Regions from separate parts of the Homo sapiens genome. Here region 2 is linked to region 1. Evidence: read pairs that join two places in POLR2A ChIA-PET (ENCODE). Cell type or tissue: PC-9. All regions are shown on one strand. Each heading gives the region's core, and the rest is flanking DNA. Links, peaks and the distances in the headings are about the cores only. Region 1 overlaps CPNE5 (copine 5). Region 2 overlaps PXT1 (peroxisomal testis enriched protein 1).

Evidence for each region. ChIA-PET counts read pairs that join two places held together with the same protein. Peaks named below come from ENCODE experiments on the same cell type or tissue, not always from the same donor. Only the 100,000 strongest peaks of a DNase experiment are listed, where the experiment ranks them.
Region 2: POLR2A ChIA-PET joins it to region 1 with 22 read pairs; 2 of 35 experiments call an interaction of 5 or more read pairs at or near these places.

What each region holds. Positions count from the first base shown.
Region 1 is chr6:36,747,346-36,756,519 of GRCh38, reverse strand. CPNE5 (copine 5) reads left to right here. Exons shown (of 21, transcript NM_020939.2): 13 at 222-275; 14 at 3,425-3,486; 15 at 8,253-8,299. Among named protein-coding and RNA genes, the nearest start is that of RAB44, 54 kb to the right of the region's middle. RefSeq lists an enhancer at 1-1,158. In PC-9, for the core only: no CTCF peak of the experiment used is centred there; DNase peaks (open chromatin) are centred at 3,929 and 4,249; H3K27ac peaks cover 1,634 bases.
Region 2 is chr6:36,402,310-36,411,483 of GRCh38, reverse strand. All of the region lies in intron 3 of PXT1 (peroxisomal testis enriched protein 1), which reads left to right. Among named protein-coding and RNA genes, the nearest start is that of ETV7, 19 kb to the right of the region's middle. In PC-9, for the core only: no CTCF peak of the experiment used is centred there; no DNase peak of the experiment used is centred there.

The DNA.
Region 1 (9,174 bases), core at 2,765-5,264:
GGGACCCTGGGTCTGATGGGAGAACCCAGTTGTGTAACCCAGACTCAATACCAGTCTCCCACAAATCCTCCTTAAACCCTTCTCCCCTGGCCCCGTGGTCTTCACACCCCACACTCTAATGGGGCTGGGCTTGGACCACACCCATGGGTGGTTGGAAGCCCTCAAGACTCACCCTGACTGCCTGGAAGCATGCCTTACCTGGTAACTGGTTTTTCCTGCAGGTGGTAAACCCGAAAAAGAAAATGAAGAAAAAGAAATACGTGAATTCTGGCACAGTGAGTAGCCACCCCGGTCTCTGCAGCCGGGTGTAGACATTCTGAGCCCCAAGCTAGGTCTGGTATCAGGGAGGCCCGTGCGTCTGTGTGTGTGCAGGGGCTGAGCGTGGGAATCAGACATCCAAGAGAGATGGGGTGGGGAGGGGTGGGGCAGATGGAGCAACAGCCAGGGGAGAGAGTTGACTTGCAGACCACACAACAGGCGCTGGCTGTATCTAGCATGAGGAATCGCAGAGACATCCACGGGACTTCCTGCAGGAAGGAAGAGGAAGAGAAGTCGTATTTATTGGGCCCCTACCCTGGGAAATTCCCCACGTTGGTGCTTTTCACAGGTTGTTGCCCTGAGAGGCAGATATTATCATCCCCTAGTCATGAAAGAGGAAACCAAGGCTGCAAGCAGGAAAGTGACTCAGCCAAGGTCACACAGCTAGAAAGTGGTAGAGATGGGACTCAACATGACATCTCACTCCAGAGCTGGCAGCTGCTACGGGCGCTGCCCCTGCTTAACCGTGACCTTCCTGGGATGACACGCCGGCCTAGTGGCTTCTCGGGGCTGGTCTTGAGGACATTCATACGCTTCTTCAGCAAATACTTACTGAGTGCTACTGTGTGCCAGGCACTATTCTAGGCACATCAGATACAGCTGGAAACAAGACAGACCCAAATCCCTGGTGCTTATATTCTAGTGGGAGGAGACAGAGAAAAAAAAAAAACACACACACACACACACACATGCCTGTGTGTGTCAGTTGATTATGAGAGCTATGGAAAAAGTATAAAGGGTAAAGGGACAGGCAATGGAGGAAGTATTGAGGATACTGGGGAAAGGGAATTCCAGCATTCCTGCTGTAGAGAACAGCACATGCAAAGGCCCTGAGGTGGAGCTCACAGTGCATTTCTAGAACAAGCCACTTTCTCTGCAGTGCAAACACACCCAGATTCATCCTCTCTGTGTTCCTTCCTCACTCTAGAGGCCCATGGCTAGTGCAGCCAAGCCTGGTCATTTGAGTCAGGCAGACTGTATCTCCAGACCTAGAAGAGGTTTTCAGGAGCTCTGGGGTTCCTCTGAGAAGCCTCATTTTCTCCGTCTGTAAAGTAGGACTAATAAATCATCCCCACCTTGCCACTGCACAGGGCAGCTGTGACAGACACATGGGAGATGCAGGCTTGTGAACTGTAAAATTACTCTGCTCATTCAAAGGGGACTGAACACCACTTCTTTGATTGTAACTGCTTCACAGACTGGGGCTTGGAGTCATATTTCCTTTGTCCAAGGCTGCGGTGTTTCTTAGTGGAGAGGCTGTCAGCATTTGGGCAGGAAAATTCTTCATCTCACAGGATGTTTAGCACCCCTGGCTGCTGCCCATAGCTACCAGTAGAGCCCCAGTCATTATGAGAACCCCCAAAATTCTCCCACGCCTTCCTAAATTCCCCTAGGGAAGACAGCACCTTCCCCAGCTGGGAATAAAAAGGTTCAAAAACCACTGATCTCATCCAGCCTTCTTACTTTAGAGACGAAGAAACTGTGGCCTAGAGAGGGCATGCGATTTGTCCCAGGTCACACAGTGAGCTGGAGACAGAGCGGGCCTAGGCCCAGGTCTCTTGACTTTCCTTTTACTCCAGCATTTCCCCATCTTCATCGCGAAAAATCACCCGGGATGCAGAAAGCTTGCTGAAATACAGACGCCCAGGCCAGTTCCCTGGGATTCCACTTTAGGAGGCCCAGGAATCTGTGTTTAGTGCTTTTCATCCCTTACTTATGGTGTGCAGAATCCCCTGGGGATCTTGTGAAAATGCCAAGAATCTGCATTTCTGCATTTCTACCTGGCATCGAGGTGATGCTGACGCTCTGGTCTAGGGACACTACCCTTTGAATAGGGGAAAGTCTGCTTTCACCCTGCGAGCCCCTGGGTGAACCCATATGGTCAGGGCAGTTAGGGCATTGCTTCATCCTGGGGGTTGGAATGGGGAGTGGTCAACTGTGTCTGCAGATTAGACTTACGTGAAGAGCTAAAAAAAAAAAAAAAAAAGAAGATCTCTGAAACATTCATGTAGCCCCGGAAACTCGGCTATAATGGGTCTGGGCTGCAGGATGATCTAAGAGCCCCCAGGGCATCTCATGGTCATCAGTCAGGGTTGAAGCCACTGCCGTGGTTCCTAGTAAGTCTGAGCTGCCACACTTGGAAGGAGGCCTGTGGTTCATCCAGGTGCCTAATACCTTAACCACAATAGCTGGGGGTCTTACTGCCAAGTAAGGGTGGTGCTCTCACCTGGCCCTCCCAATGAGCCTGTAAAAACAGCTGAATCTTCATGAATAGGGGGCTCCCAAACTACCAGAGAGGAGTTCGTTCTCTTACACAGGTGAAAGGTCCTCTGCCCTAATCTTGTCTCATATAATTGGCCTAGGATGCCAGGCTTTCATTTGTCTCCTTGATTCTAAATTGTTATGATAATGAGCTGCCAGGTAGCTGCCTGTCTTGGCAAAGCCAAAGCTAACTTTGCCAGGGCATAGGTTAAAAGGCCTCTGCTTGGGGGAGGGGGCCTGGGGTAGTCAGTTACCTCTGGGGAAAAGGATGGGCTACTTATGAGGCAGGATCTTGGGTCTGAGAGGGATGAGATGGGACCAGTAAGATTTAAGATAAGCACAGTCCAAAGAGGCACATTTCAGGACTAATAGCTCTAGGCACATGGAAGCCTGAAGCTGGTCGGCATTGGCAGGTTGTTAGGCCTGTGCCAGGAGGGCCCCCTTGTCCTCCACACCCCACCCTAGGTCCCTGGGGCTGAAGAGCCAGTGCCCACTTAGAGGAAACTAACACCCTTGGCTTGGACCCCGGTTCCACTGACACAGATGGGACCCTTCCGTCAAGGTCAAGAGTGCAGGCTCTGAAGTCAGACACACCCTGGTTTCAGATCCCTTCTCTGCCCTGGCAGTGTCCTTGGGCACATTGCACCACCTCTTTGGGTTTCAGTTTCCTTGGCTATAAAGTGGGGATAATAATAGTACTTCATGGGGTGGTGTGGGCAGTGCATGCAGTCATGCATGCAAAACTGGCACATGCCGAGTGTTCTGTCAATGTCAGCTCTCGAATCATAACCCATCTCCCCTGACCCCAGGCTCCCCACTGACCAAGCTCCCTTTTGTTTTGAAGGTCACCCTGCTTTCCTTTGCTGTGGAGTCAGAGTGCACCTTCCTTGACTACATCAAAGGAGGGTGAGAAGAGATACAGCCAATTTCATGGGCCTTGGGGAGAGGGAAAGGGCCCCACACACCGACAGGACCGGCTCTGGCCCCACCCTGGCCTCTTCAAAGCCCTGGTTGAAGGCTGTGGTGCTGGGCTCTGAGCAAACCCTGGTGTTTGGGCTGAGACAACTCATCCAGAGCCCTGCACATCCCCAGATCCCAAGCAGCTTGGAGGGAACTCCTGAGCCAAGGAGGCTGGCCTGGGTCATGTCAGGTCTCCATGCAGAGACAGGACCTGGAGCTGGTAGGGACTCCGTGACAGAAAGCCAAGGGCTTGGGGATGTAGAAAGAACCCTGCAATAGGAGTCAGGAGGCCCAGGCTCTAGGCCTCTCTTTGCCATTAATTTGCTGGGTTCCTTTGGGTGAGTCATTTTTCCTCTCAGGGTATCAGTTTCCTCCTCTGTACACAAAGAGAACGGAATAGGTAAGTGTTAAGGTTCCTTACAGCTCTGAGCTTCTGACACCTCTGATCTGTCTGGTTGGGGGAGGGGGACAGTGATTAACCTGCTCACTGTTATTAGGGCCCTGTAAGGGCAGCGGGATTGGGGATAAGCCAGGGATTGGTCCTGGGGCCAGCAGGTGGTCAAACATGAGTTTAAGGAGCAGAAAGAACCACCAGGCACAGTGTCTAGGCCCAGACAGATGGGGGAGCCAGGAGGCCCCAGCCAGCAGCTCACGGAAAGAGCCTGGCTCTAAGGGTAGAGCCTGCCCAGCATGCTGCCTGCCAGGACAGGTGCCAGGTCAGGGCGTGGGCAGCCAAGAGCCCGCAGGTGAGTGACTGCACCTGTCTGGAAAGGAGACAGGCAGGAGCAACTGCCAAAGGCTCATCCCAGCCAAGTGGACCCTTGGCTGCCTGGTTCTCCAGGGCAGAGGGAGAAGTCAGGTCCTGGGAAGCCACACTCACTTTCCCATGACAACACTCCCTGCTGCCTTGAGCTTGCAGTCTCAAGGCTGCAAGCTCTCCTCCTACCCACTGAGCACACACCCTGCCTCCAGTCACTCAGGAGCTCCTCTGCTCTTACCTGCCCCTCCTCTGGGCTGACTCCAGACCCCGCCTTTGCACTCTTCCCCCATCAAAATTGCTTCCCTCTCAATCCCATTAATCAGCCACCCCTTACAGTCCATAGCACCTGGTAACTCTCAAACACCCCTCATCCTGTTTATTTTTATTTATGTTTATTTTATTTTATTTTATTTTATTTATTTTTTGAGACAGAGTCTCGCTCTGTCACTCAGGCTGGAGTGCAGTGGCACAATCTCGGCTTACTGCAACCTCCGCCTCCTGGGTTCAAGCAATTCTCCTGCCTCAGCCTATCAAGTAGAGTAGCTGGGGCTACAGGCATGCGCCACCACCCCCAGCTAATTTTTGTATTTTTAGTAGAGACGGGCTTTCACCATTTTGGCCAGGCTGGTCTCGAACTCCTGACCTCAGGTGATTCGCCTGCCTCGGCCTCCCAAAGTGCTGGGATTACAGGCATGAGCCACCACACCCAGTCCATCCTATTTATTTTTTTCATTTGCATAGTACCCCCAACTTACAGAACACAGTGGGCAGGATCAGAACAGTTATCCCCATTTTACAGAGCTTGCCTGAAGCCACACGCCTAGATGGTGGCAGGGTTCCTTCTCCCATAACATGCTGCCTTTCATTCTATAGTAATGAATCAGTCTAGCCTGCCTGACTTGCAGTTAGCGGGTGGGGTGGGATGAAGATGGAGACTGATGAGTTAAAGGGCTGGATGCTGTGAGGTTTCATCGAAAAGGAGCCCTCAGAGGCTGAGCTAAGCTGGTGCCACCCATACTGGGCAGGTTATAGCCCCAGAGCCAGCCCTCTCTTTAAACTCTCTGGAGAGCCTGAGTGAGGGAGCTGGCTCCAGGGACTGAGAGCCTGGCATGCATGCCCAGGCAGGAAGCTGATGTCTAGGGATCCTCTCCTCCCTGGCCTCCCTCACCTGCCCACCTGGACCCAGGAGGAAGGGTATGGGTACTTTGGCCCCACTGTCAGAGGAGGAGCTGGTTGCTCAGCAGCCTGTGTTCTACCCTTAGGCAGGAGACACTAGGCTGCTGCGAGTAATTTTCCCACAAGAGGATCTGCTTTCCAATTGCTTCCTTTCCCAAGGCTTTTCAGAACCCAGGGCAGGGGAGGACTAGTTAGAGCAAGGCCTGCCTTTCCCCTCACCCTGTATTTGGAAGAGCCAGTCCAACAGTGTCCCTCCAGTATAGTCCCACAGGCCAGAATCATCTTCCCAAGAGTGGCCCTGGGAGCGGGACTTTCACCCTCCAAATGTCTCCCTACCTCTAACAAAGACATGCGTTCTACATTCCACACTGAAGCGGGGGTGACAACAAACAGCAGATGAGTATGGTAGGTCAACTGCTGTAACACATAATTCCCTAACCTCAAGCCTTCATACCAATAAAGGTCTGTTTTTCATCTGTGGGATGGCAGGGTTGGGTGGGGAGATGATCCACGCAGTCATTCAGGGACCCAGGTTCTTGCTAGCTTTGCGGCTCCTTCTATCCTACTGCCTGGAATCCTCTGGATGCTCTGCCCCCAGCCAGCAGAAGAGGAGAAAGAGGTGGGGATGACTGTCTGTGGCCAGCAGACCCTGGCTGGGGTCTCCTGCTAACCATGTCCTTGACATTTCCCTGGGGGTGAGTGAGGGTTCCATGAGCAGCAGCTCAGCTGTGATCAGGTGGTTTCTGATAGGGACCTTCTGCTGTGTCTGTGACAGGGATCTTGGGCTGATAGAGCTGTGGTTTCTGATAGGCACCTTCTGCTAAATGCAAGTGAGGTGAGGCCTACCTGATCTTACATCATCCATAGCCCCAACTAAGAATTACTAGAACAGAGTTTTCCCCAGCGTTATCCCAGCCTCGTGTCCTCATAATCCCTGGATGAAGGCAGTGGACATTTTTTCAAGAGGTAGATTCTGGGAGCCACTCCAGACAAACTCAATTGGCATTTCTGGGGTGGAGCCCTGGAATCTTCTTAAGCAAGCACCCGTAGTGATTCTATGCTCACTGCCGTGTGAGAACCATAAGACTAGACTTTATCAGGGACTTGTGTTTGTCAGCTTTGTTCTGTCTGGACCCGGCAGAGAACCTAGAATGGCCAAGCCCTCAGAAAGTCTCAAGCCTGAATCTGAATCCTCAAAACCTAACTTTTTATTATAGAAAACGTCAAACACATGCAAATGTGGAGAAAAGGTATAATCAACATGCAAGTACCCTTCACCCAGCTTCAGCCATTACCACATCATAGCCAGTCTTGTTTCATGCACTCCACCCTTCATTCAGTCATTTATTATTATTTTTTATTTTAGTGGGTTTTTTTTTTTTATTTTTGAGGTCTCACTATGTTGCTCAGGCTGGCCTTGAACTCCTAGTGTCAATCAATCCTCCCACCTCAGGCTCCCAATATCCAATTTGAAGCAAATCCCAGCCATCATATTTTATCCCCAAATGCTTTAGGATGTCTTTCTAAAACATAAGGACTCTCTCTTTATCAAACATAACCACAATACCATAACCACACCTAAAAAATTAACAATTCCTTAATACTAAATATCTAGTAAATGTTTACATCTCCCCAATTATCTTATAGTTTTAAAATTGGTTTGTTTGAGTCAGAAATCCAGGCAAGAGCCATAGGCTGTGATTGGTGGGTTGGTCTCTTAATTCTCTTTTCATCTATTCATTCCCCCCAAGCACCTGAATGGCTTGCTAACACAGATTCCTGTACCCCACCAAGAGAATCTAATATTCAGCCAGATGTGGTGGCTCACACCTGTAATCCCAGCACTTTGGGAGGCTGAGGCAGGAGGATTACTTTTGCCCAGGAGTTCAAGACCAGGTTGGCCAATATAATGAGACCCCATCTCTGCAAAAAGAAAAAAAAAAGCCAGGTGTGGTGGTGCGTGCCTGTGGTCCCAGCTATTTAGGAGGCTGAGGTGGGAAAACTGCTTGAGCCCAGGAGGTTGAGGCTGAAGTGAGCTGTGATCACGCCACTGCATTTCAGCCTGGGTGACAGAGCGAGACCTCTTTTCCAAAAAAAGATTCAGGAGAGCTAGATAGAGTCTGAGAGGCCCAGCATATTCCCAGGAGATGGTGCTGCTGCTGTCTCTGGTAGTGCTTCTACAGAGTTTCCCAAAGACTGGATTTTGCTGGCTGCATCTCCTGTGGTGTCATTTAATGTGTTCCTCTGTCCCTTGTATTTCCTGTAACTAACTAGACAGCTCTGGAGCCTCAATCAGAATCAGGTTCAATTTTTTGGTAAGACAACTTCATGGGTGGTATTCTATTCTTTCTTTAGGAGATGCATAATGTCTATTTGACTCTCTTTTTTGTCAAATGAGTTTTCGTCCTGAATCTCACTCCAAATTTGAGTCAGCAATCCAATGAGACCCAACCTCACCCAGCCTACACAGGTGGGCCCAGGGGGTAGGGTTTGTGGAGGAAATAAGTGACCATAGCCACATGCCCACACAGAACACAATCATCTTCAAAGAGCTTTCCTACTGCATAACTCTTCTGATGCTCATTAATCCTGTAAGGGGGGCATAGCTGGCATTACTATCTCAGCTCTCCAGAACTAGAAAGAGATGAATGACTTCACCAAGGCCACACACCTGGCAAGCAGCAGAGCCAGGGTGGTAGCCAATGTCTAGCACTGTCCCCCCTCCCACAGCCCTGCCTCCCTCCAGGTGACTCCCCTGCTGTTCTCCCTCTTCTAGGACCCAGATCAACTTCACTGTGGCCATTGATTTCACTGCCTCCAATGGTGAGTTGGGGGATGGGTAGAGGAGCAGGGTGGGAGGAGAGAGCTTTTAAGGGCTGTGGCATCTGGCCCTGGCTGGGACCATGACCCTCATACTCTCTGGCCTCTTCCTCACCAAAGAGGATGTACCTAGGTCTGGAGGACCAAAGATACAACCAAGATGGCAGTAGTATCCCCAGGTTGGACCATTGACATAAATCTGGGCTCTGAGCCACAGCCTTGTCCTTGAGGAACACCCAGTCTCCCTGGGGGAATGGGATTGTGTGTACTCTGGGCCTATGGAGGGCCCTGGAGATGTTTCCCCCCGGGATCAAATCCCAGCTCCTCTGTGCAGTCCAACCCACAGGCTGGAGTGGAGAATCAGAGCCAAGGCTGAGCTCTGTGGTGTTCAGGGAGGCAGGATCCAGCCCAGGGACCCCAGTCCTTACCTGGCTGGGGCTGCCCTGGCTTCCTTACCTCCTCCCAATTTCTCCAGTGTCAGCCTGTGGCTGAGTCACTAGGAGCAATAACAGTGCCCAACTTTACATGATTAGAAACATCACAACCTCCCTTGGGCTCTGGGCTCTATTAGGGGTGCTCAGTGCTAATTTTTGCACCAATCAAAAATGCCCAGGTCTTGCCCTCTACAGGTGTCAGGAGCTCCTCTTATAGCTGTAAGTCCTAGCATCATAGAGCACTGGGCTATCAGAGCTGGAAGGGGCCTTAGTAATAATAACACTGAGGATAGTTATCATAATATCGATAGCATCTGTGTAATATTCACATCAATCCTATGAAGTAGGAACTATTATTGCTCTGATTTTACAGGTGAAGAGACTAAGGCTAAGGTTAAGGAACTTACCCAAGATCACATAACTAGCAGGAGGTAGACAGGATTG
Region 2 (9,174 bases), core at 3,383-5,882, 350 kb after region 1:
GTAGTTACTATGGTATTTCTTTTTTCTTTTTTGAGATGGAGTTTCACTCTTGTTGCCCAGGCTGAAGTGCAGTGGCGGGATCTCAGCTCATTGCAACCTCCACCTCCTGGGTTCAAGCGATTCTCCTGCCTCAGCCTCCCGAGTAGCTGGGATTACAGGTGTGCACCACCATGCCCAGCTAATTTTTGTATTTTTAGTAGAGACGGGGGTTTCACTATGTTGGTCAGGCTGGTCTCGAACTCCTGACCTCAGGTGATCCACCCACCTTGGCCTCCCAAAATGCTGGGATTACAGGCATTGAGCCACTGTGCCCAGCCATGGTATTTCATTAAGTTCAATATTCCATCAATTGTAAGATGAACCATTATTTTGTTTACTACTAAAAAGGTAAATAATGCTGTTGAAATATGACATGCCATTATGAGATTATAAGACACATACTGATTATGCAGGTATTCAAGATCTTAGAATGAATAAAATAATACATTACTATTGCCATTTTACAAATGAAGAAGCTGAGGCATGGAGAGAATGGATAACTTGTGGCAGGTTACATAGTTAATATGTAGCAGATTTTATATTTGAATCCAAGCTTTCTGGCTTCAGAATTCTACCACTATGCCTAAGTGCCTCTCCAGGACTCTCCCAAATGGAGACTCAGATGGTGCATAGGAGGGTTTTGAGCTGTCTGGGCTTTAGGGAGATGAGTTAGTTTCTGGCTCCATGTCCCGCAAATGCCAGAACAAAGAGACCTTTAATTTGAGGTGCCAACGTCCATCAAGAAGCTTCTGCTTTCACCACAGGGTTTGACCTCTTCCATTAAAGAAGAGTGGTCTGGATTCCTTCCTTCCTTCCCTCCTTCCTTTTCTTCTTTCTTCTTGCTTTCTTTTCTTCCTTTTTTATTTCTTCCTTTCTTCTCTTCCTTTTCTTTCTGTTTGTCTTTCCCTCCCTTCTCCCTTCTCTTTCTCTCTCTTTCTTCCTTCCTCTCTTCCTCCCTTCCTTTCTTCCTCCCATTTCCTTCCTTCCTTCATTTCTTTTTTTTTTTCACTCTTGTTGCCCTGGCTGGCGAGCAATGGCGCTATCTCGGCTCACTGCAACCTCCGCCTCCCGGATTCAAGCGATTCTCCTGCCTCAGCCTCCCAAGTAGCTGAGATTACAGGCATGCACCACCATGCCAGGCTAATTTTGTATTTTTAGTAGAGACAGGGTTTTTCCGTGTTGGTCAGGCTGGTCTCGAACTCCCAATGTCAGGTGATCCACCCGCCTCGGCCTCCCAAAGTGCTGGGATTACAGGCATGAGCCACTGCACCTGGCCTTTCTCTCTCTCTCTCTCTCTCTCCTTCCTTCCTTCCTTCCTGGTCTCGAACTCCCGACCTCAGGTGAGCCACCTGCCTTGGCCCCCCAAAGTGCTGGGATTACAGGCACGAGCCACCGAGTCCCCCAGCCACCCTCCCTTCCTTCCTTTCTTTCTCTTTCCTTCCTTCCTTTTCTTTTTCTTTCTTTCTTTCTTTCTTTTTTCTCTTTCTTCCTTTCTCTTTCTTTCTTTCCTTCGTCCTTTCTTCCTTTCTCCCTTCCTTCCTTCCTTCTTTCCTTCCTTCCTTCCTTCTTTTCTTTTCTTTCTCCTTCCTTCCTTCCTTCCTTCCTTCCTTCCTTCCTTCCAGACAGGGTCTTGCTCTGTCACCCAGGCTGGAGTACAGTGGAACAATTATGGCTCACTGCAGCCTCAAACTTCTAGGCTTAAGTGATCCTCCCACCTCAGCCTCCCGAGATCTGAGACTACAGGCACACACCACCACACCTGGCTAATTTTTTGTATTTTTTCTAGAGACGCGGTTTCGTCATGTTACCCAGGCTGGCCTCAGACTCCTGGCCTCAAGTGATCCTCCCACCTCAGCTTCCCAAGGTGCTAGGATTACAGGCCTGAGCCACCTTACCTGGTCTGAATTCTCTTTTCTTTCTTTTTATTTGCCTGAACTCTGTGCTAGGTACAGTGAGCTGGGGGCACCAAGTGGTGCAGTTGATCCCCATCAGACTTCCAGTTAAGGGTGCGTCTCCCTCTCCCAGTCTCTGCGTCTTGGTGGGGTAGATGGGCTTCCAAGCATCAGGAGCCCCTGTGGTGGGTTCTCTGTGCTTTCTGTCCTGGTTTGTTTATTTGCATCTTGTCTCATCTGCTTTCTGCCTTCCAGAAACACACATAGGTCTCTCATCTGTTGTTGACCTGCCTCCCATTCTCTTCAGTGTTCTGGCCTTGTTCTTTTTCATACTTTGATTTTGGTGAGGTCTTGGGGGAGATTAGGAGAGATGGAGAAGCCAATGCTTGTGCTCAGTCTTGAACCAGAAGCCCCTAGACCCCTATTTTTAGTGAACAAAATCAGGAGTATAAATGGATGACCACTACGTGAGAAAATAAAATATTAACATTATGCCTGGCAGTGGAAAGGCACTTATAAAACCTTCACACCATGTTTGCTTAAAAGCTTTCCTAAATACAACTCGAGGGACAGGTGATGGGAGGTCCTTACGTAGGATTCTCAAAGTACAATAGTATTTTTTAAAGTTCCGACACATTGAGGCTGATTATTTCCTTTACAAAGTATTTTTTTTTTTGAAACATGGTCTTTGTCACCCAGGCTGGGGTGCAGTGGCATGATCATGGGTCACTGCAGCCTCAACCTCCCAGGCTCAAGCAATCCTCTCACCTTGGCTTCCCAAGTAGCTGGGACTACAGGCACTACCATGCCCAGCTAATTAAAACAATTTTTTTTTTTTTTTTTTTTTTTGGTAGAGACAGGCTCTCCCTGTGTTGCCTAGGCTGGTCCTGAACTCCTGGGCTCAAGGGATCCTCCCCCAACAGCCTCCCAAAATGCTGCAAAGCACCTGACCTACAAAAAATTTTTTTTTCTTTTTTGAGAAAAGATTAACCAAGTCCAGGCATGGTGGCTCACTCCTGTAATCTCAGTACTTTGAGAGGCTAACGAGGGAGGATCACTTGAGCCAGGAGTTCTAGACCAGCCTGGGCAACATGGTAAGACTGTCTCTACAAAAAATAAAAAATTAGCTGGGCATGGTGGTACATGCCTGTAGTCCCAGCTACTTGGGAGGCTGAGGTGGGAGGATTGCTTGAGCCTAGCAGGTTGCAGTGAGCTGTGATTGTGCCACTGCAACAGAGAGAAGCAGAGAGAGGCAATAGAGAGAGACCCTGTATTAAAAAAAAAAAAAAAAGGCTGGGCGTGGTGGCTCACATGTGTAATCCAAGCACTTTGGGAGCCTGAGGCGGGTGGAACACCTGAGGTCAGGAGTTTGAAACCAGCCTGACCAACATAGTGAAACCCTATTTCTACTAAAAATACAAAAATTAGCCGGGTGTGGTGGCAGGCTCCTGTAATCCCAGCTACTCGGGAGGCTGAGGCAGGAGAATCACTTGAACTCGGGAGGTGGAGGTTGCGGTGAGCCAAGATCGCGCCAAGGCACTCCAGCCTGGGCAACAGAGCAATACTCAATACTCCATCTCAAAAAAAAAAAAAAAGAAAGAAAAAGAAAAAGGATTAACCAGCTGGGCTTGGTAGCGACACATGTTGAAGTCCCAGCTATTTGTTCTTGGGTCAGGTGTCCACTTCTGATCCAATCCACTTTGGCCTGGGGTTGTGGTGGGAAAATGTAGGAAGGAAACTGATTGCTTAGGCAACAGGATAGATTCTCCTGGAGGGAAAATCTCTATCTAGGAGCAATAGGCTATACCTTTAAATAGGCTATACCTTTAATACAAGGACCTTAAGTTGTGTTTTAGGATTCTGAATCATCATTATTATCACACACTTTGGACGCGGAGGCAGGAGGATTGCTTGAGCCCAGAAGTTCAAGTCCAGCCTGGGCAACATGAGACTCCATCTCAAAAAAAAAAAAAAGATTAACCATGAAGTTTTTCCAAATTCCTTACTGGGCCATTTAGACTATGACTTTATCTTGAGACTTGTGTGTGGATGTATACATATTCCCACAACTTTTCAGTAACAAATATTACATAAAATGAGCAACTTTTTTCTCCTAGATATTAAAATTTTAATACTTGGAAAATAATACAGAGTTTTACTTTTTTCATTCATTTTGAATCTTGTTAAAGGAATTTTTTTGCCTCCAATATATAACTAGTTTAGAGCTGTGATCTAATGATTTCTTCCCTGTTACAATGTTTCTTACAATATGGTGGTATAGCTATCTTAGTGTATAAATGTCTGTAAGGCAGGTGCACCAACTCTCTTTAGCTAGCAAATAATGTCATATATAGGTTGAGTACTGCACAGCTCTCAATCTGTTTTACATTGAACTTTTGTGAGGAGTAGTAAATGACCAGAACTAAAAACACAACCTACTAGTATCACGAACTTAATTTTTAAATTCCACTTCCAGAGTCTGTGCTGAAGCTGATTTATAGCCAACATATACTCCTACAGTTTTATGTACATTCGACAGCTCTGGACAATGGAAATAATGGATATAGATATTTAAGATTATTTGTTTAGCTGCAGGGAAGAGAAATCTACTTCAGTCACCTCCAGAAAGATGTGGTTTCTGGTGAGGATGCTTATGAAAAGGAACTGAACTTGGAGGGCTTGGGCTCTGAGGCAGGCTGGCGCTGGGGCCCAGTCTTTCTTGAGTCTTTTTTTTTTTTTTTTGAAATGGAGTCTCACTCTGTCGCCCAGGCTAGAGTACAGTGGTGCCATCTTGGCCCACTGCGACCTCTACCTCCCGGGTTCAAGCGATTCTCCTGCCTCAGCCTCCCAAGTAACTAGGATTACAGACATGCACCGCCACACCCAGCTGATTTTTGTATTTTTAGTAGAGACGGGGTTTCACCATGTTGGCCAGGCTGGTCTCGAACTCCTGACCTCGTGATCCACCCACCTCAGCCTCCCAAAGTGCTGGGATTACAGGTGTGAGCCACCACACCCGACCTCTTGAGTCTTGGTTTCTTTCTGATTACCTGTTCAGTTTTCCTTTATTAGCCAACATCCCCTGTCCTTTCAATATTTTCTTCCTCTTCATAATTTTTACTTACAAGTGGCTTCAACTCATCATGGCCCCAACATAGTCCTGTGGCATTTGTGATCCCAATGCCACCCATGCCCTTAGTCTCCTGAGTCTATTGAGCAGAGAGGAACCTGAGTGACCCTGTTCCTTTTGGGACTAGGTTCTGAGTACTTGGCCAGGCAATGGATTATTTGTTCTTGGGTCAAGTGTCCACCTCTGATCCAATCCACTTTGGCCTGAGGTTGTGGTGGGAACATGTAGGAAAGAACCTGATTGCTTAGGCAACAAGATAGATTCTCCTGGAAGGGGGTGTGGGCAAATCAGATAGTGATTGGCATCTTTAAAACAAGGACCTTAAGTTGTGTTTTAGGAATCTGGATCATCATTATTATCACACATACACTCAAATCATTACACTAGTCATGTGTCAATGATGGGGACAGGTTCTGAGAAATCCATTGTTAGGTGATTTCATCATTGTGTGCACATCAGAGAGTGCACTTACACAAACCCAGATAGTATAGCCTACTACACACCTAGGCTAGACGGTATAGCCTGTTGCTCCTAGGCTACAAACCTGTACGGCATGTTACCGTACTGAATATTGTAGGCAATTGTAACACAATGGTGTTTGTGTATCTAAACATAGAAAAGGTAGAGTAAAAATATGGTATAAAAAGTAAAAAGTGGTTATCTTTTATACCATAAATTGAGCCTGCAGGACTGAAAGTTGCTCTGGGCAAGTCACTGAGTGAGTGGTGAGTGAATGTGAAAGCCTAGGATGTTACTGTACACTACTGTAGATTTTATAAACACTATACTTAGGCTACACCAAATTTACTTTTAAAAGTTTTTCTTCAGACCATCCTGGCTAACATGGTGAAACCTCGTCTCTACTAAAAAACTACAAAAAGCCAGGCGTGGTGGCACGTGCCTGTAGTCCCAGCCACTTGAGAGGCTGAGGCAGGAGAATCACTTGAACCCGGGAGGCAAAGGTTGCAGTGAGCTGAGATCGCGACATTGTACTGCAGCCTGGGCAACAAGAGCAAAACTCCATCTCAAAATAAAAAAAAAAAAACAGTTTTTCTTCAATAATAAATTAACCTTAGCTTACTGTAACTTTTTATTTTGAAACTTTTACATTTTGAACTCTTTTGTAATAACATGGCTTAAACACAAACACATTCTATAGCTGTACAAAATTATTTTCTTTATATCTTTATTCTATAAGATTTTTTCTATTAAAATTTTTTTATGTTTTACTTTGTTAACTTTTTGTTAAAAACGGAGACACAAACACATATATTAGCCTAGGCCTACACAGGGTCAGGATCATCAATATCACTCTTTTCCACCTCCATATCTTGTCCCATGGGAAGGTCTTTGGGGGCAATATATGCATGGAGCTGTCATCTCCTATAATAACAATGCCTTCTTCTGGAATACCTCCTGAAGGACCTGCCTGAGGCTGTTTTCAGTTAACTTTTTTCTTTTTTTTGGAGCCAGAGTCTCACTCTGTTGCCCAGGCTAGAGTCCAGTGGCGCAATCGTGGCTCACTGCAACCTCTCCCTCCCAGTTTCAAGCAGTTCTCTGCCTCGGCCTCCTTAGTAGCTGGGATTACAAGTGCATGCCACCACGCCCGGCTAATTTTTGTATTTTTAATAGAGACAGGGTTTCACCATGTTGGTAAGGCTGGTCTCAAACTCCTGACCTCAGGTGATCCACCCACCTTGGCCTCCCAAAGTGCTGGGATTACAGGCGTGAGCCACTGCGCCCAGCTCCCCCCATCTTTTTTTTTTTTTAGTAAGTAGAAGGAGTATACTCTAAAATAACAGTCCGGGCACGGTGGTGCACACCTGTAATCTCAGCACTTAGGAAGGCCAAGGCAGGTGAATTGTTTGAGCTCAGGAGTTTGAGACCAGTGTGGGCAACATGGCAAGAGTCCATCTCTACAAAAAACACAAAATTTAGCTGGGCATGGTGGCATGCACCTGTGGTCCCAGCTACTCAAGAGGCTAAGGTGGGAGGATCACTTGAGTGATTGGCGGCACAGTAGGTTTGTTTACATCAACATCATCAAACACCTAAGTAATGTGTTGATGATGTCACTAGGTGATAGGAATTTTTCAGCTTTATTGTAATCTTATGAGACCACCATTGTATACGTGATCCGTGGTTGACTGAAACACAGTTATGCGACCCATGGCTGTGTTCTTATACTGTAGTTAACCAAGTAACAGTGCCCATTAATACATTTTAAAAGTAAATTTTCAACAAGACTTGAAATATGCCTTTCCTGACATCATTTTCCTGGTTCCCTTTTTACCTCTTTGATTTCTTCTCAGTCATTTCTGTGGACTTTTGTTCCTTTGCCTATCTTGTTAACCATCTGTCTTATCCAGAGGTCCTGTCATCACCCTTATAAACTCTCCTTCAATCACAACCTCTCGCCTACATTGTTATTGAATAAATGAAGGAATAATGACTCTTAAATCTTTATCTTAAGTTCTACATCCCCTGTGCTTCAAATGTTATCCAAATGCTGGCTAAAACATCATAAAGGTACCTACAATTTATTTATTTATTTTGAGACAGGTTCTCTCTCTGTCACCCAGGCTGGAGTGCAGTGGCACAATCTCAGCTCACTGTAGCCTTGACCTCCTGGGCTCAGTGATCCTCCCACCTCAGCTTCCCAAGTAGCTGGGACCACAGGCATGTACCACCATGCCCAGCTAATTTTTTGTATTTTTGGTAGAGATGGGGTTCTGCCATGTTGCCCAGAGTGGTCTCCTGAGCTCAGGCAATCTGCCTGCCTTGGCCTCCCGAAGTGCTGGGATTACAGGTGTGAGCCATCATGCCTAGTCAGTACCTAAAATTTATAAATGAACTCAAGTTTTCTTCTTTCCTTTTCTACTGGCCTCCTCTGCCTTCCACACCTGCCCTCTCTCCATCACGTTCTCTGTACAGGCTGATGCTGCCTTTGCCATTTCAATCCCCCAAGCCTGAAAAGTGGGAGTTTTTTTCCTCCCTGTCTCTATCTAATACTAAATCCCAGCCTATTCTGTTTCTTAAATATATAATCTGTTTCCACTATTACATCCCTATTAGTACTGCTTTAGTTCAGGGTCCGTGCTAAGGTTAATTGCATGGGCTTTGCAGCCAGACATACTTGAGTTTAAATCCTGACTCACATTCACTGGCTTTCAAACCCTAGGCAAGTTACTCAACTGCTCTAAACCATCAATCCTCAAACTTGCCTGCACATGGGAACCACCCGTGGAGCTTAAAGAAAATACTGGCCAGGTGCAGTGGCTCATGCCTGTAATCCCACCATTTGGGAGGCCGAAGTGGGCAGATCACTTGAGGTCACGAGTTTGAGACCACTCCGGCCAACATGGTGAAACCCCATCTTTACTAATAATACAAAAATCAGCTGGGCGTGGTGGTGCTGAGATAGCACCATTGCTGGGTGACAGAGTGAAACTGTGTCAAAAAAAAAAAAAAGAAAGAAAGAAAGAAAAGAAAAATAAAAAGAAAAATACTGATGCTTGGTCCAACTGCAAGGCTCCTGATTTCACTGGAGTGGAGAGAGGCCTGAGCATTGGGAGTTTAAAAAACCTCCCCTCCGGGAGCTCTCCTTTATCTCTACTGGATAAAGTTCAAGCCTCTTCTTGTGTCTTCTCTATTAGCTTTGTCTCCTATGTCCCTCCCTTTCAACAACAGCACTGCTTAGAGTTTATGCATAAAACCTCCCTGTCTGTCACCCCCAAGCTTTTGCTCACTTGATCCTTCTGCCTGGAATGTCCTGTTTGCACTCTCTCAGCTGGCTCTTCCCCAGTCTGTGTCTTCTCCAGGCTAATTCTTAGTCATCCTTTATCCTTCAAGACTTAACTCAGATATCACCTACTTCGTTTCAGATGTCTTCCTGACCCATCTGTGCAAACCTCGTTCTTACTCTAACATGTTGAATTGTAGTTTATGTCTCTCTCCCACTGGACTCTTTGAGTTCAAGGCTGAAAATCAAAGGTCCTCCAATTTTATTGAAATGAAATAGGTTCAACACAACTCTTGCTTTCTCTATGAAGCCATACTTATGTCTATGTTAGCCCAAATTCATTTCCTTCTCTTCTGTAGTCCTAAAGCACT